Linked DNA regions of Homo sapiens: all the other regions are linked to region 3. The links are chromatin contacts, found by Hi-C in ENCODE. All regions are on one chromosome and are shown on one strand. The core of a region is the stretch at or near the end of the contact, and the rest is flanking DNA. Distances in the headings are between cores, read along the strand shown.

The links. A loop is a pair of places that touch in the nucleus more often than their neighbours do. Pooled maps may share reads with other maps.
Region 1: a loop to region 3 is called in a map of natural killer cell, with 26 times the contacts of the local background. The contact joins the promoter of RPL21 here to the promoter of MICU2 in region 3. A Hi-C loop is called at or near these places in 2 of 168 maps with a recorded cell type or tissue (naive thymus-derived CD4-positive, alpha-beta T cell and natural killer cell) and 7 of 50 pooled maps.
Region 2: a map of CD8-positive, alpha-beta T cell shows a loop between it and region 3 (7-fold over the local background). The contact joins the promoter of PAN3-AS1 here to the promoter of MICU2 in region 3. A Hi-C loop is called at or near these places in 2 of 168 maps with a recorded cell type or tissue (CD4-positive, alpha-beta memory T cell and CD8-positive, alpha-beta T cell) and 8 of 50 pooled maps.
Region 4: a map of ascending aorta shows a loop between it and region 3 (13-fold over the local background). The contact joins the promoter of RASL11A here to the promoter of MICU2 in region 3. A Hi-C loop is called at or near these places in 2 of 168 maps with a recorded cell type or tissue (ascending aorta and naive thymus-derived CD4-positive, alpha-beta T cell) and 4 of 50 pooled maps.
Region 5: a pooled map shows a loop between it and region 3 (7-fold over the local background). The contact joins the promoter of MTIF3 here to the promoter of MICU2 in region 3. A Hi-C loop is called at or near these places in 7 of 50 pooled maps.

The regions. Positions count from the first base shown.
Region 1 is chr13:27,250,238-27,252,937 of GRCh38, forward strand. It overlaps RPL21 (ribosomal protein L21), which reads left to right and starts at 1,321. Exons shown (of 6, transcript NM_000982.4): 1 at 1,321-1,348. RefSeq lists enhancers at 625-1,824, 643-1,228, 1,036-1,575, 1,229-1,814.
Region 2 is chr13:28,137,744-28,140,443 of GRCh38, forward strand. It overlaps PAN3-AS1 (PAN3 antisense RNA 1), which reads right to left and starts at 1,431. Exons shown (of 2, transcript NR_029383.1): 1 at 804-1,431; 2 at 1-662. It overlaps PAN3 (poly(A) specific ribonuclease subunit PAN3), which reads left to right and starts at 802. Exons shown (of 19, transcript NM_175854.8): 1 at 802-1,344. The coding sequence starts at 915. RefSeq lists silencers at 647-756, 947-1,026, 1,067-1,466 and an enhancer at 1,549-1,843.
Region 3 is chr13:21,602,740-21,605,439 of GRCh38, forward strand. MICU2 (mitochondrial calcium uptake 2) reads right to left here and starts at 1,431. Exons shown (of 12, transcript NM_152726.3): 1 at 1,200-1,431. The coding sequence starts at 1,409. RefSeq lists enhancers at 525-1,144, 1,145-1,763, 1,545-1,614 and a silencer at 1,165-1,374.
Region 4 is chr13:27,269,445-27,272,144 of GRCh38, forward strand. RASL11A (RAS like family 11 member A) reads left to right here and starts at 1,386. Exons shown (of 4, transcript NM_206827.2): 1 at 1,386-1,624; 2 at 2,040-2,096; 3 at 2,195-2,274. The coding sequence starts at 1,501. RefSeq lists an enhancer at 848-1,348 and silencers at 1,297-1,516, 1,557-1,786.
Region 5 is chr13:27,449,299-27,451,998 of GRCh38, forward strand. It overlaps MTIF3 (mitochondrial translational initiation factor 3), which reads right to left and starts at 1,266. Exons shown (of 5, transcript NM_152912.5): 1 at 1,211-1,266. RefSeq lists enhancers at 503-1,417, 1,261-1,620, 1,641-1,700.

The DNA.
Region 1 (2,700 bases), core at 71-2,570, 5.6 Mb after region 3:
GGAAAGTTTGAGAAACTGCCACAGCCACAAGAGGCATATAAGGAGACATCATAACTAAATGTAATGTGGTATTCTGGATGGAATCCTGGAACAGAAAAAGGGTATTAGGTAAAACCGAAGGAAATCTGAATAAAATGTGAACCTTAGTTAATAACAGTGTAAAATATTGGTTCATTAATTGCAACAAATGTACCATATTAGCATGAGATGTTAATAATAGGGGAAACTGGATGCTGGGTATATGGCATTATCTCAATTTAAATAAACTACATTAAGAAAATAATATCTATTTTTAAAGGTGTAGTGAATAAAACAATGGCCACCCATATATTTAACACCCGGTTTAATAATGGTCAATACAGTTAAAGCCTCCCTTTATTGTCCCCTCCTTACCAGATATGACTGCTTTTCTCAACTTGATTTTCATTCTCTTGTATTTCTTGACTTCTTTAACTACATATGTATGCATAACTAAGCAATATATAGCATTGTTTTACAAGTTTTAGAGTTGAATGTATATGAATTGTCATACTATTTATTTTTCTACATCTTTCTCTTTTTGCCTCATCACATTTCTGAGTTCAGTCTTCTTTTATTGGCGTATAATACTACATCCTAACATCCCATAAGGTATTTATTCTGTTATTGATGGACGTTTCTAATTTTTTGCTTCTACCCACAGCGCTGTTACGTACATCCTTGTTCACTTACCAAAGTTTCTACAAGACATATAGGTAGGAGCAGAGTGCTGGGGTTTAGTAATTGAAAACTTTTACTAGATTTTGCCACATTGCTTTCCCAAAGAGGTTTTAACATTTGCGCACCTACTAGCAGGTGCGTATGTTTAGACGTGTGGAGGAGAAACTATTTAAAGACATACAAACTAGATAATATACTTGCTTCATTCTCGTTTGACCTTCGTACCCAAGCAATTATTTCTGCAAACAAACAAATAAACAACTACTAATAGCACTTCCCGCACCGCCAGCCGCAGTTTTCCCTGCGGAGACGCGGATACAAGGCAGCTTCCGGCGAAGGCGGTGACGCAAAGGATGGCGTAAGCACGCTCGGGACGACGGCGTCCTCTTGATCGCCCTTGAAGGCCCCTTTCCGGGCTGTCTGACACGATGCAAGTGTCAGCTTGTGTTGGCCGGTTGCCTTTCTTTCGCAAGAGGGGAAAATATCCTCACAGACTTTCTGTGTTCTCAGAGACGATCTTCTTCCCTAGAAAGAAGTCGCTTACGGTTGGCGTTTCCCTCAGGCAGCGCCGTGGGCAGCCCACAGGCCCTTGTAAGGCGCGCGCCGCGGCCCCGCCTCTTTCCTTTCGGCCGGAACCGCCATCTTCCAGGTAGGGCCTACGCGTGGCTCCCGGGCGCTAGGTGTTCGACAGACTTGAACCGCGACCTTGTGGCCTCAGAGGTCGTTCATTGGGACCGTGGGGAGACTCTCTAACCTGTTTGAGGTCCATTGGCATGGGCGGGTTAAACCATGTTCTGCCAGACGGGGAGCAGCGTGCGCCGGGTCGGGTCTGGGCCGTGGGCTGAGAACCGGACTGCGATGTTGCGGCCCTGCGGGGGGACATTTGCGAGAAAGACGAGACTGAGTCGCTTGGGGTGAGGCGACTCGAGTTAATCTTTAAAAGACTTCGTTTTATGTTCCCGTGGCTGCATCTCCGGTACTGTGGGTGGCCCCTCTCACATAGGCTGTGTGGGGGCCGCGTGGCCTGATGCCTTTCTAACTCCTTTCAGTGTGGCTTTTTTATTCCAAATCTTGCGATGATGTTGGGTGAGGACTTAAGGGGTAGTAGGAATGGGTTTAAAGTCAGGCGTCGGCTTTAATCTTCTGTGAAGCCTACAGGTGTGAAAACCCGGGCTCTCGGTCGGAGAGTGGGTCCCGGAGTCGTCCTGGGTGATGAACCCTCACTGCCCTTAGTTAATGCATAAGACGATTTCCGACTGTTTTTAAAATTTTGACCCCACATGGTGATCGGACGAAGGGAAAGTGTTTTGAGGTTGCAACACCAATATTTGCACCAAGAGGAGATACTGTTTTGCGAATTCTAGGGCAGCATGCTTTGAGTGAAGGGAAACATTTAGCCATAGTTCATCATTTTGTCTAGTTTGTGGACGTCAACAGAGTCGAGCAAACTGCAGGTTGCTCTTTATGGTGGATCCTAGTTGCCATGATTTTAATACTCTTACAAACTGTAAAGCATCGTTTTGAAAAGTGCCTTCAGTTTTAAGTGTATGGGGTCCATGCTTAAAATGGATTCCAAACTCAGAAAGATGGATCTAGTGGAGGATTATGGGCTCTGGAATCAGGAATGAGTTAACTGATTATGCCACTTGGTGATTCCACAAAGTGACTTGAATCTACACAGTATCACCCTTTGTGTACTAACTTAGCACAAGTTTTTGGAACTTTATACACATCTAAAGGCTTTGGGGATTGGAACAGAGTACCTGGCATTTAAAGGGTTCATCCATTGTAACAATGGTTTGACTTTGGTGAGTTAGGTGAAACATGTCTTCTTGCTATACAATTTTTATAAAAATGGTACTTTGGGAGCCATTCTTAAAGGATTGTTGGTAAACTTAGAAACCAAATTGTGTTAGAATATTGTCAACACGTCAAGCCTGACTGCTGTATTTTACCTTATGGTAGGAGTAATGGCCAGGAATGGCATTTCTGCCCTATAAT
Region 2 (2,700 bases), core at 181-2,680, 6.5 Mb after region 3:
CCTTTTTGGCTCCATTTTTTGACAAAGGGCCAAGAGGTTAGCGTAATCGGTCCAGTAGTTCTCATTACCTTCGAGGGGAAGGGGAAAGAGGAGAGGGGCGAAGAAAGGAAACGGGGAGAGGAAGTGTGGCAAATAGAAGATATTCTTCAGGTAGAGCCAGGGCTCGGGCCGCGTCCCCAGGTGGCCCCTCCAAACGACCGTTTACCTTGTCAATTTTCTCTTTTCAATGAAAAAAAAAAAAAAGACATCTGGCTTTTTAAGTAAGAGAATATACAAATAAGGAAGGTATCAGGTCTCGTGAGAATTCGGCGCCAGATCCGCGTCCGGAACCCCACCGAGAGCCGCCGGTCCAACCGCCGATAGCTCGCGGATGCCCCCGGGGGCCCGACGCCGGCCAGGCTTCCCCTAGCGCTCCCGCTACCCATAAGCCCTCGCGTCTCAGCGCGCACGCGCAGCGGCGACGGCCGTCTCAGGAAGAGGAAAATGGAATAAACAACTCGGAGGAACCAGAGCGCGAGAGAGCGAGTGGAGGCAGAATTTAAAAATAAACCGGCCCCTCCGCCTTCCCCACCCGCTTGCCGCTGCCGCTCCCTCTTCCCCTGCCCGCGCCCTCGAAGTCCCCGTCTGGGCCCGCGCGCTCACCCCGTCGTCCCGCGCGGCCCCTTTAAGAAAAGAGAACGAGAGAGTGAGTGAGAGAATCCCAACTCTCCCCCTACCCTCCCTCCTTCTACCCCCTCCTCCCTCCCCTCTCCCCTCCCCCTTCTCCCCGGGCGGCTCCGGCTCCCGCAGCGGGACAGACCCACCCGCCCAGGCTTTTATCCGGCACCGGCAGCGTCTTCCTTTCCTCCCCCGTCTATGGTGGTGGCGGCGGCGGCTCCTCGGGCGGCGGCGGAAGACGAGGCTGCGGCGTTGCCATGAACAGTGGCGGCGGCCTCCCGCCCCCCTCGGCCGCCGCCTCCCCTTCCTCCTCCTCGCTGGCGGCGGCGGTGGCGGTGGTGGCCCCGCCGGGGGTCGGGGGTGTCCCCGGCGGGGCGGCGGTAGGAGTGAAGCTGAAGTACTGCCGCTACTACGCTAAGGATAAGACTTGCTTCTACGGGGAGGAGTGTCAGTTCCTGCATGAGGACCCTGCCGCCGGGGCTGCCCCGGGCCTCGGCCTCCATAGCAACAGCGTCCCCCTGGCTCTGGCTGGTGCACCCGTGGCCGGCTTTCCGCCGGGAGCCGTCGCGGGCGGGGGAGCTGGGCCGCCCCCCGGGCCCAAGAAGCCGGACCTGGGGGACCCGGGGACCGGAGCCGCAGCCGGCGGAGGAGGCAGTAGCGGGGGACTCGATGGACCGCGGCTGGCAAGTGAGTGTTTTTCGGGCGGGGCGGGCCGCGGCGGCGGAGGGCAGGCCTGGGCCGGATGAGGCCCTGCTGCCGACGGGAGCTGAGCACGGCCCGCGGGCTCCCCCCCTCACCTCCCAAGGCGGTCTGAGAGGCCTAGGCCGGGCCTGAGCCCTCCTTCCTTCTTCCTGCTTCCCCTCCCCACTGCCTTCGGCAAGTCGGAGAGCGCGGGGAGGTTGGGTTCCCGGGAACGTGGGTGGGAGGACTGGGGTGATGTGAAGGGGGGGCGGGGAGGAAGGGGGATGGGCTGTGGCGTGCGGAGTGTGAGAAAGGGGGTGTCGTTTCCGGGGGGTGTGGAAAGGGGCTGGGTTTGCAGGCACATGTGTTTTGCGTGTCCTTGTGGAGTGGCGTCTGCAGAGTGTTGAGGTTCCCTAGTGGGGAGGGGTGTGTTTGTGTGTGTGTGTGTGTGTGTGTGTGTGTGTGTGTGTAGGGGGCGGGAGGTGAGGGGCGGGCTTAAGGCTTCGTGGAGTAGGTTGAAAGAACGGAAAAAGTTTGTAGAAGGCTTGCGGGAGAAAGGTTTTGCAGGCAGGAAATGCTTTCTAAGGATTAGGAGGGAGCGGACTGTCGCGTTCAAAGTGTGCTCAGGTTTAATCGAGAGTTTAGAGTAGGGATTTCACAAAGACGCATTTCATCTGAGTTTCCCTGAAAGCTAGAATAAGTTTGCTGGTGTCAGCTGGGATCCTGTCTTCTATAGCTTTGTATCAAGCAAACTCAGCATTGTGTCTTGAATGCATGTCATGTGCAGCCTGCGTTTATGTGCGACTGAGCACTTGGGTGGGGACATCTTAAGGCTGTTTATATTTCTTTTTCATGTGTTGTTGTTGTTGTTGTTGTTGTTGTTTTGGAGAGAGTCTCGCCCTGTCGCTCAGGCTGGAGTGCAGTTGCGCGATCTCAGCTCACTGCAACCTCCGCCTCCCGAGTTCAAGCGATTCTGTTGCCTCTGCCTACGGAGTAGCTGGGACTACAGGCGCGCGCCACCACGGCCAGATAATTTTTTGTAGTTTTAGTTGAGATAGTAGTCTCGTTGTGTTGGCCAGGCTGGTCTCAAACTGCTGGCCTCAAGTGATCTGTCCTCCTCAGCCTCTCAGTGTGTTGTTATCTATTGACCTGAAGCTTGTTAGTTGTTAGTGGAGTTTACAATTGAATGTGAGCGTAATCTGTTAGAGAATGTTGCCTTTACGAATAGAGCCGGTGCCAGATGTCCCTGTTTTGTTTCTTAGTATATTGAGCGTTTCTAAACCAAATAGGAGTCCTACTTTCTTGGGAATTCTGGAGAACTAGATCTTAAAATAATCTGATAGGCAGTTCAATTTGTACATG
Region 3 (2,700 bases), core at 181-2,680:
TCACAAGGCCTTCTTTCCTCTCTTTTTTGTTGTATCTGAATGTTCCTTGAGTTTTTCGCTAGAAAGGCATAATGTAAATCTAAAAAAGAAAATAATAAACTACTACTTTCAATTTTCAAAAAAGCTCATATGTAAAAACTTACTAAGTCTACAAAAATTTTAAAGCACTACTCATTCAAATTTTCAAATGCGTTACAACATCATTTATCCTGAAATAGGGAACTTGAATCTTTTTTTTTTTTTTTTGAGACGGAGTTTCGCTCTTGTAGCTCAGGCTGGAGTGCAATGGCTCGATCTTGGCTCACTGCAACCTCCGCCTCCCGGATTCAAGCGGTTCTCCTACTTCAGCCTCCCGCCACCACACCCAGCTAATTGTTTATATTTTTTAGTAGAGACCGGGGGGGCGGGGCTGGGGTGGGGAGCGGCTTCACCATGTTGGCCAGGCTGGTCTCGAACTCCTGACCTCAGGAGATCCACCCGCCTCGGCCTCCCAAAGCCCTGGGATTAAAGGCGTGTGCCACCGCGCCCGGCGGACTCTTGTCTTTAATAGATGGAGGTTTTAGGAGCAATTTTTGCTTAGAACTTATGGTCCACTAAGATATTAAGGTTTATAATCATGCAATAATGTTCCTTAAAGTTGATAATAAAATCTGGAAATCAACTGGTTAATTTTTGTGGCTGACACATTCGTGACTTAAAAAAGCAATCGACAGAACTTCATCATGCTATACAAAGAAAAGATCGTAAAACTTAGTTGCAAAGCTTAACAAAGGTATATCCCACAGGGGTAACTGGACGCAAACCACCTGCGGATGTGAATGCCACTTCACTGACCAGAGAGGTAGCAAGAGGCGAGGCGCAGTGAGATTCTGAATTAGGAGCCTCGAATTAAGACACGCCCACACTCATCACCACTAAATTAGTGCGGCCAGTTTTGTGGGCCGTGGTGTTCAGCGTCCGCGGGGTTCTCCCAAGGGAGGCAGAATCTCCGGTCACCAGCCTCGAAGGCCCTCGGGGACTCAGGCCGGGGGCCGGTCCAGGAAGGAGCGAGTCCCACCAGTCGCAGGGCGCTCCGATCCGCAGCGGCACCTCCACCCACGGCTCCGGGAGAGCCGCCCAGAGCCAAACCACTCCCCGCCTAAGGGCGTCAGGGGAGGGAGGAGCTTGACTGGGGCTAGCAGAAGGAGTTAGTCCTGTACCTGTGCGGAGACTGTAAAACTGCCATCCCGCGCCGCAACACTGACGCGGCTGTGGTGCCAGGCCGCTCCTGCTCCTGCCAGGGCCGCGCCGGCCACTGCCGCTGCCAAGGGGCCGGGACTCCGCACAGCCTGTCGGCTGACAGCGAGCCCCCGTCGCAGTTTTCCGCCCCAGGCCGCCACCCGCGCGCAGCTACCCGCAGCCGCCGCCATCTTTGCGGAAGCGCAGCTAGGCGGCGCTTCTCTCCCGGCGCCGCCGCCTACCGCTTGGGAACTCTCGCGACATCCGACAGGCTTCCGCCCCGCCTACCGGGCCTGCGCCGTGGGTGCGGTTGCTGAGGCGACGCTCGCAGCCGCAAGAGGTGGCCTTCGGTTCCGGGGCTGCCTTCTAAGGCTGTGGGGATGGGATGACAGGAAGAGTATCAAGACAGTATAATATGACTTCCTAGTCCAAAACAAGATAGTGCCCTCGGTTGTGTGGGCAGGTTTCTCCTTTTCATTTTTTCACCTTGTAAAACTGTGAAACGTTTTTTGAAATAGTCTCTTCTGCATCTGTGTTGTTCATGTCTTCCTATGCTTATAGTCTTGACTGTTCTTTCATTTCTGCTAAAACAACTCTCAGACAAGGCATTCTGTTTATTTCAGTCCCTCACTATTTGCTTATAATGAATTTAAATTCAGTTTCAACAAAAGGTTTGATAGTAGCTCTTATCCTACCTAGAACTAAAAGTCAGAGACAGCAGCACACCAGCCCCATGTCTCTATCATCAGGGACCCAGAGGTTTTCCCCAGTGCAGATTTAGAACGATACCTCCAGTCCTGGCTGTTGCATTGGTGATAAGTGATGTAGCTGAGGCAGACTACTTGGTTTTATTTAACAGCCTCCAATCCTCCATTCTTTGGTCTTCACTTTTCCTGAGTAACTCTTTTTAATAAACTCTTTGTTCAGCCTCTGAAATGTCCCCAGCTATTAGAAGCTTTAGTTGGGCATGCAGTAACGGAGCCAACATCAAAGGGGCCAAGACTCCTAATCACATAATCACTGCTGTCTTGAAGTTTTGCACAAAACAAAACTTCAAGAAACAAAAACAAAAACCTGTCACACGAAATCTAATTTGATCATTCAGTGGAAGTTCCGTGGATCCCTTTGTTATTATCTGCCCTTAATCCTTGCTCCCTTTCTCTTAGCCCGCTTGTCTAAATTAATCTGCAGTCAGAGGTTCCTCACTTTTCCGTCAGCTTCTGGACTTACTTTTCAGTGTGCCTTCCCAGGTAGGAAGTAGAGAGATGAGCCTCACTTCACCGACTTGTGAGCCAGACCTCAAGGTTTGAATCTTAGCTCTACCAGGATGATCACTGTGGTTTGGGGCAAATTATTTAATCTCTCTGAGTCTCCATTTTCTCATTTGTAAATAACTCACGATTTGGTAGATGATCACTGCTATTTGGGGTAAGGTATTTAATCTCTTTGAGTCTCAATTTTTTCATCTGTGAACAACCCTCT
Region 4 (2,700 bases), core at 136-2,635, 5.7 Mb after region 3:
AGTGATTGTTGTTCTAAGCCATCTAGTTTGGTGTGGCTTGTCATGCAGCAAAAACTGGTACAACCAGGGTAGAGAAAGGTATGAATTAGGGTGGGGCTGTCTAATAGGCGATTAGGCAAGTGAGGCTGGAACACAGGAGGTCAGAGGCATGAAGGTCTTCTAACTGTTCAAGGTTAAAGTCCTGAGGCTTCTGCTGTGCTATTTCTGGTGGGCTCCAGAAATCCAAGAACCAGTCTATAGCTCTGTGTCCTGTTCCTCACACTGCCCCCCACCCCACCCTAGACCCCACCATGCACCTAGAAGTAAATATTTGGATACTGAAGCAAATGCATGACTCAAGCACATAGGATAGTATTAATGATGGACACTTAGTGCAGGGCCAGGGCCCCCAGCCAGTGGAGTGCTCATGAGTGTTCAGGAATGAGCCAGTGCAACCCCTGCCTGCAGAGGAGGGGCTGGGCATGGATACTGAGATGCTAACCATCACTGCCCCTAAGGGGACTTCATCTATCCCTAGCAAGGTCACAGTGACTGCAGTTGCCTCCACTGATACTAATTCAGAGCTCTTGCCCCCCGCCCCCCGCCCTTTTCCCATATTAATGTTACCCCTTAGCATCTTTTCTTTTCTTTCTTTTTTTTTTTTTTTTGAGACGGAGTTTCGCTCTTGTGGTCCAGGCTGGAGTGCAGTGGTGCCATCTCGGCTCACTGCAACCTCCGCCTCCCTAGTTCAAGCGATTCTGCTGCCTCAGCCTCCCGAGTAGTTGGGATTACAGGCGCCCACCACCACGCCCCGCTAATTTTTGTATTTTTAGTAGAGACAGCGTTTCGCCATGTTGGCCAGGCTGGTCTTGAACTCCTGACCGCAGATGATCTTGCCCACCTGGGCCTCCCAAAGTGCTGGGATTACAGGCGTAAGCCACCGCGCCCAGCCCCTTAGCACCTTTTAAAAATAAAAAGGGCAGCGTTTTACAGCAATCTGTCCCATTGTTGCAGAAACATCCAACTGATTGCACTTTTTCTTCTTCTCTCGTCAACTCGTAACTCCTATCTCAAGTTCACCCACAGGTCTAGTGACTCCGGCTGGCTGCTGCGGGGCGAGGAGACTCGCAGAATGCCTGACTAGAGGCCACTCGCGCGCTCTGGACGGTGGCCGTATCTCCAGGGTCTGAGCCCCGGAGCCGCAGTCCTGCCGCAGAGCGCCTGGAGCCGCGAGCAGCTAGCAGCCCGGCGAAGCGCACAGCCTCGGCGATAGTCAGCTCCGCGGCCTCTGCTCCCGCCCCTCCCGGCCGCTCCGGGAAGGGGCGGAGACGAGGAGGAGCTGGGACGGCCGCCGCGCTCCCGGGCGCACCAAGCCCTTTAAAAGCCGCGGGCCTTGACAGTTCTGCAGGCAGCCGCCGCGGTCCCGGACCTCTAGTCCCGCACTCCCAGCTGGCGAGCCGGCTCCGGGTGCGGCGAGGCCCAGCCCTCTCGGATTGCGCGCCGGACCCCGGGACGCGCTCCATGCGGCCGCTCAGCATGTCCGGGCACTTTCTGCTCGCACCCATCCCCGAGTCCTCCTCGGACTACCTACTGCCCAAGGACATCAAACTGGCGGTGCTGGGCGCCGGCCGCGTGGGCAAGAGCGGTGAGTGCGGCGGGGACCCCCGGGCGGCTTCGCTCCCCGGCTCCGGCCGCGACCACTGGGGGCGCTGCGGAGAGAGGGCGCCTCGGCCGAAGCAGAGGGCGCGGGTGCAGGTAGAATCGGGCTGCTTTCGCGCTGGGTGGGTCCCGGTCCGTCCCGGCCTGCTTCCCTGGCGTTTCCTGGTGCATCTACTCCTGGGATCTCGGCGGGATTGGCGCCTGTTCGGGGATGGGGTGCGGGAGAGGTGTCCCGCCAGTCGTACTCGCGGCCAAGCCCGCGGCACCACGGCTTTGCGGAGCCTCTGGAAGCGAGCAGTGCCCACGGTTCTGCACCCTTCACTCCCCCCAGTTTGTCCGAGGTGCCTGGGTTTGACAGGCTTGTTCTACTCCTTCGGTTGATTTTCCTATTTCCTTTTCAGCAATGATCGTGCGCTTCCTGACCAAGAGATTCATTGGAGACTATGAACCGAATACAGGTGAGAATACTTTCACGCTCCCTGCTTTTATGCTTGCGTGTTTCTTTTTACGGATGGGAGTTTGAGAATTAAAAAGCAAACTCTACTTCATTCTCCAGGCAAGCTGTATTCACGGCTGGTCTATGTCGAGGGGGACCAGCTCTCCCTGCAGATCCAGGATACTCCCGGGGGCGTCCAGGTAAGAACCGCCAGGGGCAAACAGCTCACCCCCACCCGTGAGACCACCCCAGTGGGCACAGCACGTAGGGCGCCCATGCTGGGCGCAGGGGTCTGAGCAAGGCATCTAAACCGACCTGTGCGTTTAGAGGGAGGAATGGGCTGTCCACAGGTGGGGCCAGTGGTTGGGGTGTTAGAAACTCTCTAAGGGGGAGGCATGGTTAGAAGCAGCCTCCTCTTGTTAAGCACCTGACTTAACTTCACTTTGCAACCCTGGTGGGCCATCACTACTTAAGCAGGTCTCACCATTTCTTCCGGAGGTAGCCATGGAACCATTAACAAAGAAAAAAACGTTTAAAACAAAACAAAACAAAACAAAAAAAGAGGTAGGATTCTGATGGGAGAGACTCTTCTCCCCTGGCAAGCTCTGCTTTTTTTGAGACGGAGT
Region 5 (2,700 bases), core at 16-2,515, 5.8 Mb after region 3:
TGGATTCCTGCCAGTCTCCTAACTCGGCTTGAGCCCTGGCAACCAGTTCCCACTGCACTGCGGTCACTACACCCAGGACCTTCCTCACCTTAAATAAAACTGCCCCGAGATTAAAGATCTACACCTTCGCCAGGCCAAAAGGCCCTTCCCACCTCTCCAGTTTCTTCTTTATGCCTAGGCCACACTGGCCATTCGGTTTTTGAAATACAGTACTCTCGTCCTTGGTTTAGGAAACGCCAGATCCTTAGCGCATTCTTCTGATTACCTTCCAAACTAAGCCAGTTCTCCCATCCCTCCCCCAATTTACTGAGCTTAACACTGAATGCTTCTACAGTCCAGTTGACCTTTCCTTTAAAACATTCATTACAATTACAGTTTTGTGATGATCTTAGCACTGCTGTTCTCCATCACTAGACCGTAAACTCTACGAAGCAGGAACAAAATGGACTTATTCGTTACTGTGTTGTGCCTGACAGAATGAATAGTAGTCGATTTTCAGATTCTTCTCTCCATCCTCTACTTTTCTAAGACTTAGGCCTTTCACAACACGTACTTGAAACTGAGACTTCTCAGTAAGAGAACTTCGTTTACTTGGTTCAAGTCTTAAGCCACGGAGCCCACTAAATGACAAATGAGAAAAAAAATCCCAGTCACTTCGCGACCTTCCCCCATAAGGCCTCCTCCCGCAACAGCAGGCAGCAAGAACAACGCATTTGTCCAGCATGTCCTGCGCAGGCGCCCTTCGCCTGGCTCGCTCTGCCCCACCTGTGCCAGGCAGTAAGCCGCAAGAGCACTTCCGGGAGCCCCCGACCCGGTTGTTGGTAAGTCGGCGGCGACGCCCACCTGCAGAACGGGACCGGCGGAGCGCCAGGGCTAGAGACGGGACGTAGCGACGTACTGCGTGCGTGCGTGCGCACAAACGAGGGCGCGCATGTCGGGACGGAACTAGAAAAGCTCAGTGGGGCTGGCGGCAACTCTAGGTCTAACATCCCTCGGAAGTTCGTGCAGCGGCCTCGCTGAAAATGGCTTTACAGCCCGGCAGAACCCTCCGACTCCGCAGCAGGACCTGCGGAGCCTCTCCGCCCTCGGTACCGGCGGGACGGGGTAGCCCTGACCTTCCGGGTGCCTCCTCCACAGGGGCGCCCCCTAAGGCCACGCCCTCCCGATGCCGGTCCGCGCACCGCTCCGCACGCCTCATATTTAGCATTACCTGTGCTGGGGCAAGCGATTGACATACTGTAGCGGACGCAAGTACAGCGGATCTGCGGCGAGTCCCCTTCGCTCTCCGTAGTGGGCGGGGCTTCACCCCGCGTCCTTTAAAGGAAAGGTGATGGGCGGAGCCACGTTTTTCTACTGTTGGGATTCAGTTCCGCCGACAGAAAATGCGGAGAACGCGGAGGAAGTCCCTGAGGGGAAATTGCTGCTCACCTGGCTCCCGCTGCTCCGCAGGTGCGGTGAAGGCTAATGTCGAATTTCTGCAGCAATCGGAGCAGCCCTTACTCCAGTTACATTAACACCAATCTCGGTCTCCCACTAGGGCTTTATAAATTGCTTTCATAAACGTCTTTTTAATGTAACACTGAATAAAATGTTTTATAAGCGTCTTTTATAAGGATCGTAAGTGAAAGGGCGCTGTCTCCGATTTGCAGGTGAGCAGACAGCTTCGGAGTGAGAACGGCTCCCCGCGGGTCCCCGGTGGCGCGCGGCTCCCGGAGGCAAAACAAAGCTGGGGCCGGGGCGTCGGAGCCTCCGCGTTGTAGTTGGGAGAGGTTCGAACGGGGCCCCAGCTGGCGAAAGGGAAAACGGACCCGGACCCGGACCCGTGGAGCCTGCTCGAAAGCCGGGTGCTGGGGGTCTGGGCCCCGTGTCCCCCCTCTTTTTCTTCTTCAATAAGAAATTCCTCAAGGGCAGACTGCGAGTCCACAGTCGTGAAGCCACCTAATCTGGCTTCATACCTGGAATGTTTGGATTCCTGGTACGAAGAAAAACTAACATTTATTGGCTACTTGTCCACTGGAAGGCGTTGTCTTATTTCTCATTAACTCCTTGAGTCAGCATTACGTCTTTTATTACAGATGACACAACTACTAAAGCTTTAAATAGTTCTTTGGGAGCAAAGACGAAATCTCCATTTCCTTTTTAGCTGCTGGTAGCTCGACGCTCACTGTTAAAATAGGGAGGTAATGAAACAACTCTTGTGTGAGACCGAAAGTCCAGGTGTGCATCTTGGCCATTTCCAAGTTAATCAAGAAGAATTAAGGATTCATTTTATTCTATCAAAATTATTTCTCAATGCCAAGATATTTTGTGTGACGTAGATTCGGGGACAGACTGAGTAGCACAATACCTGGGAAAAGTTAGGTGCTCAGCAATTATAATTGCCCACATTTGTGATTGCTTTTGCCTATGTGCCAGACACTGTTCTACGCACTGAACATATCTCAAGTTATTCAATCTTCAGGACAACCTTATGAGCCAATTATTATTATTACCCATTTTACAGATGAGGGAACTGAAACAAATTTGCCCAAGGTCGCACAACTAGTAGCAGAATCAAGAATAAAAAAGCCAAAAAACCCCAAACCCAGGCAAACTTTAAATGTTCCTTGCATTGCTAGACTGAAGTAGTGAGAGAAACAGTAAACAGTACGAGTCCATGAAAACATTAAAAGGATGTGAAGTATGTACAAGTAACTGAAA